Linked DNA regions of Homo sapiens: region 1 is linked to region 2. A link is a loop called in an ENCODE intact Hi-C map of the cell type or tissue named here. Cell type or tissue: PC-9. All regions are shown on one strand. Region 1 holds the start of MIR6131 (microRNA 6131). Region 2 has its middle 8.7 kb from the start of ANKRD33B.

The links. Hi-C counts contacts between places; a loop is a spot of excess contacts. Peaks named below come from ENCODE experiments on the same cell type or tissue, not always from the same donor. Only the 100,000 strongest peaks of a DNase experiment are listed, where the experiment ranks them.
Region 1: it touches region 2 in a loop (2.8-fold over the local background); 15 of 110 quality-filtered maps call a loop at or near these places.

What each region holds. Positions count from the first base shown.
Region 1 is chr5:10,477,822-10,480,321 of GRCh38, forward strand. It overlaps MIR6131 (microRNA 6131), which reads left to right and starts at 216; the gene lies at 216-324. It also overlaps a transcript of ROPN1L not described here. In PC-9, no CTCF peak of the experiment used is centred here; a DNase peak (open chromatin) is centred at 1,490; H3K4me3 peaks cover 804 bases; H3K27ac peaks cover 1,984 bases.
Region 2 is chr5:10,554,074-10,556,573 of GRCh38, forward strand. No RefSeq gene overlaps it. Among named protein-coding and RNA genes, the nearest start is that of ANKRD33B, 8.7 kb to the right of the region's middle. In PC-9, no CTCF peak of the experiment used is centred here; DNase peaks (open chromatin) are centred at 1,438 and 2,358; H3K4me3 peaks cover 684 bases; H3K27ac peaks cover 2,059 bases.

The sequences.
Region 1 (2,500 bases), 76 kb before region 2:
TGGGAGGCTGAGACAGGAGAATCACTTGAGCCCGGGAGGCAGAGGTTGCAGTGAGCAAAGATCACACTACTGCACTCCAGCCTTGGTGACAGAGTGAGATTCTGTCTAAAAAAAGAAAAAAAACTATTCAAAATCCTCCAGGATAAAACTCTCTGTTGAAGGAAGCTTTAATCAGCAGCGAGCACATCAGGCACACTCGTTGCTGCCCCTTCTCATCCCGCATTCCCTCTGCTTTGGTCAGGTGGTGCCCTCCTTCCATGGGTAGAGCCAGAGATGGTGGGTTCTGGCTGGTCAGATGGGAGTGGACAGAGACCCGGGGTCCTCCCGGCTTCATGACTGCACGTGGTGGGCCCTGCACTGTGTGTCTACTGGGATGGATCAAGGTGCAACCAGAGAAACCTTGAGCCCTCTCCAGATACTTGAGTGGTAGCTGAGTTCCTGCAGCCTCTGTGAGCTCCCTTCTGAGCCTCTGGCTCCCAGTTTCCCAGTACCCTTTCTGTATTAGCTTCCTGGGGCTGCCCCGACAAAGTATCACAAACTCAGGGGCTTCCGCAACAGAGATTTATTCTCTCACAGTCCTGGAGGCTAGAAATTTTTGGACTTCTAGCTTCCCGGACTTGATTGGCAGGGCCACACTTCCTTCTAAGGCTCTGGCTGGGGGTGGGGGTCCTTCCTGCTTCTGCCAGCTTCTGGTGATGCTGACAATCCCTGGCATTCCTTGGCGTGTGGGTGCATTACTCCAATCTCTGCCTCCCTCTTCACATGGTCTTCTCTGTGCGTACGACTGTGCATCCTCTCCTCTCGTAAAGGGCAGCAGTCGTTGGATTTAGAGCTCACCCTACTGTGGTATGATCTCATCTTAATGACATCTGCAACAGCCCTGTTTCCAAATAGGGCCACATTCTGAGGTTCTGGGTGGACATGAATTTTGGGGTGGGAAACACTCTTCAAGCCAGTAAATCTTCCTCCCCAAATCTTGCTAGGTTTCCAATGCCTAAAAGAAGTGCTAATTGGAGAAAATAAGAATAGTTTTCTACTTATCTCAGGAGCGGGAAAAGATGGCAAAATGGCATGGCCAATTTTGGAAAGAATATATAGGGTGTTGTAAAGATATGTGATGATGATGAGGATGATGTTTTCACCAATATTTGCAGCCTCTTGTCCACACAGAAGGATTAGGAAGATTAATGCCTTCGAAATCAGCTATATTTTAGCACTCTGTTTTTAGTGTTTTCATGATTATCCTGGTGTCCTTGTTTTTGAGGTGGCTGCTATAATTATGGTAACGTGTGTGAGTAGGTTAGAAAGATGTTACAAGTGATTAAGCTATAAATTAGTCACTTTGGAGTGTGTAATAGTTCTTTCAAGTCCCCAGCATATAAGGGAAAGTGACACTGGTCTACAATGACTGTCTCCATGCTTCCATGCAGAAATTGAGACCTGGAGAATGTAAAGACTTGCCCAAGTTCTGTGAGTGAGTCAGTGCTAGAAAAATCTTGAGCCCAGCCCCCCAGATGTGATGACTATTCTCTTTCAAATATTTCTACAGGATTAGAATGGGCGCTCAGGCTTGGCTCAGACACCCCACATCTTTAGGTGAGTGGCTTTTAAATTGCCATTTGGTCACGCCTACTTGGCAGAGTTGCAAACACGGGCTGCAGAGTTCACACCCGCACCCTCCTCTCTGGAAGTGGAGTGAGAACAGGGTGGGCAGAGGTGGGGCTGCCACACCTGCTTCCCTGGAAACCCGAGGGAGAGCACAGGACGCCAGGCTGGGACTCGGCTGGCAGCTGCTTCGGGCGTCTCACCTTGTGACTATTTCCTGGGCACTGTGGGAGAGGAGGCCTCTTGCCTGAGCTCCTGTCCCTACTGTCTCCTCTCACTAAATGCACGGCACGGCTTTGCGGTAATAGGCTGGGACATGTCAACTCTTTTTTTTTTCTGAGACGGAGTTTCTCTTGTTGTCCAGGCTGGAGTGCAATGGCACGATCTCGGCTCACGCAACCTCTGCCTCCTGAATTCAAGCAATTTTCCTGCCTCAGCCTCCCAAGTAGCTGAGATTACAGGCATGCGCCACCACGCCTGGCTAATTTTGTCTTTTTAGCAGAGACGGGGTTTCTCCATGTTGGTCAGGATGGTCTTGAACCCCCAACCTCAGGTGATCCGCCTGCCTCGACCTCCCAAAGTGCTGGGATTACAGGCATGAGCCACTGTGCCCAGCCAACATGTCAACTCTTTAGGAGAGTTTGAAGACAAAAAATAACCCATGTCTGAGCATGGGAGGTGCTAAAAATAGGAACTTCTTAGCTTCCACAAGGGCAGATAAATGAATAAATAGGCCATAAACCAATGTAGTTATTTCAGCTGGGGGATTTTATTTTCTTTTGATTGTCCCCTGGAGCTACGAAATACACAAATATAGACTGATAGATTTTTTTCATTAATTCGAAAAGCATTTAATGGCTGTCATCTATGTGCCAGGCAATTGATGCGCAGCCAG
Region 2 (2,500 bases):
GAGACACACTCATCTTCACTGGAGAGCTTGTGTATGTATATGCATGTGTATGAGTGTGTGTGTGTGTGTGTGTGTGCATGCAGGTGTGCTGGGTGGAGGGTGGGGGGCACTTGTTGTGATTTCATATTGTGCCAATAAAAGCAGATTTTACGCTGGTGAGAGTGATCTCAGTTCATGGGGTGGACGTATGTGTAATGGACGGTGGTCCCCCTGCGGCCCTCTGATTGTGCAGTGATATCTGGGAAGTCTGAGAACCGCATCAGTGTGGGGTGGACTGGATAGGACGAGAGGCTGGGGACGGTGGGAAGGTGCAAGAGGAAGAAGCAGTGGAAAGGAGCTGCCAGGTGTTGGAGACAGTGTGAGGGAAGTGAGGAAGCGGCCCCAATAGAGGGCCCAAAGCAAGGGTCCCTAGAGTGCTGGAGTGGGGAAAAGGAAGGGCATTCAGTTGTAGATATCATTAGGGCTTAGGAAAAAAAGACTTAAAAAATACACTGATGGAGTTCAGACACCTTCTTCAAAGGGTGGATGATCTGAAACTAAGGGAGAGGTGAGATTTGGTTCCATTCTTCTGACAACCTGGGGAAGGGCAAATTGGGCCCCAGAATCTGGAACTCAAAGACAGACAGTAGAGATTGAGTTGAGGTGCAGTGAAAAATCATATGTAAGAGAGAAAAAGAGGCTGGGCTCAGTGGCTCACACCTGTAATCTCAGCACTTTTGGAGGCTGAGGTGGGCGGATCACCTGAGGTCAGGAGTTCGAGACCAGTCTGGCCAACATGGTGAAACCCCGTCTCTACTAAAAATACAAAAATTAACTGGGGTAGGTGGCGGGCACCTGTAATCCCAGATACTTGAGAGGCTGAGGCAGAAGAATCGCTTGAACCTGGGAGGCGGAGGTTGCAGTGAGCTGAGATTGCGCCACTGCACTCCAGCCTGGTCAATAAGAGCAAAATTCTGTCTCAAAAACAACAACAACAACAACAAAAACCAAATAAATAAATAAATAAATAAATAAAGAGAGAGAGAGAGAGAATTCTTATATGAAGTCAAAACCGGCTGTGCTGCTCTGTCCTCTGAGGCATGCGTGTATGTGTGTCTGGTCTATTCCCCTCAACAGACTATACTTTCTGCTCCACCACCTAAACTTGAGAGTTTTATTGAGGTCCTGTTCTTTTCGGTGACATCCCACCTCTTCAGCAACACCTTCCCGCCCTTCCAGTTTGAGTGCTCGGTAGCTGCACATCCTGTGAACAGGTTGCACACACAGGAATCTCAACATTATGAATAACTGCAAGCAGGATGACACCGGGATCCTCTTCTCTCCCTCCCAATGCCTGCAGTGGATATCTGGACTACATATGTAAGTAATACATCAAACTGAGTAAATACTATTGAGGAAAATGTTTACAAGGGATGGGAGGGGAAGTCTATGCCAACAAAGAGACCAGAAGCCACAAGCCCCGAGGCATCCTGGCAGGTCTGCTGCGGGGCCTGGGAGCCGGCTGCTGACACAGGGAATGTGGGCATGAGTCACCGGTGGGGGCTTCTGAGGAGGAAAACCATGACAAAGTGTGCATATTGAGAAGTGGAGTGTGCATCTGCCGTGCTCAGTAAGCCAGTTGACTGAATAACTCCAGATTAGGAGAGAGAATAGAACTTGGGAATTTTTATCATTATAAACTTGGGGTATTTTTGGTTCTAAAAATGAAATACCAAAATGTTCTGGTGAATTGTCTGAGAGAGTCTAAACCCTATATACATATACAGCCATGGAAACAGAGGCAGTCGTACTCAAGTGCAAAAAAAAGTGTGCTAGTGAAAAGTAGTAATGGGCCAGGTGCAGTGGCTTGCACCTGTAATCCCAGCACTGTGGGAGGACACAGCAGGAGGATGGCTTGAGCCCAGGAGTTCAAAACCAGCCTGGGCAATATAGCATAGGGAGACCCTATCTCTACAAAAAATAAAAAATTAGCCGGGCATGGTGATGCATGCCTGTGGTCCCAGCTACTTGGGAGGCTGAGGTGGGAGGATTGCTTGAGTCCAGGAGTTGGAGGCTGCAGTGAGTTATGATTTGCCACTGCATCCCATTCTGGGTGATAGAGTAAGACCTTGTCTCAAAGAAAAAGAAAAAAAAAAAGAAAGAAAGAAAAGGAAGAAAATTAGTAACCATCAGCTCCAGCTCCATTGCAGTCCACGTCTTAGGAGCGTGGATTTTGTTCCCACACACTTTGTGCCAGGGTTGAGCTGAGCTTTGGCACTGCTAAGCATGTCGCTTCTGGGTTAGGTAGGTGGAGTAGGTTGCTTTAGGTTTAGGGTCACAGGAGAGCTGGGCTGGCTCAGCCATCCCTCCTTCACTTAGTCATCAGAAATGTTTCCCAGGCACTCAAGCCACGTGCTGCTTTAGCATACAACAGGGAACAGTCTCTGTCCTAGAGAATTCAGTCCTCAGCCTTGCCCCTCTGCAAGGCTATGAGCAGAACTCCAGGCTACTCTCCCTTCCT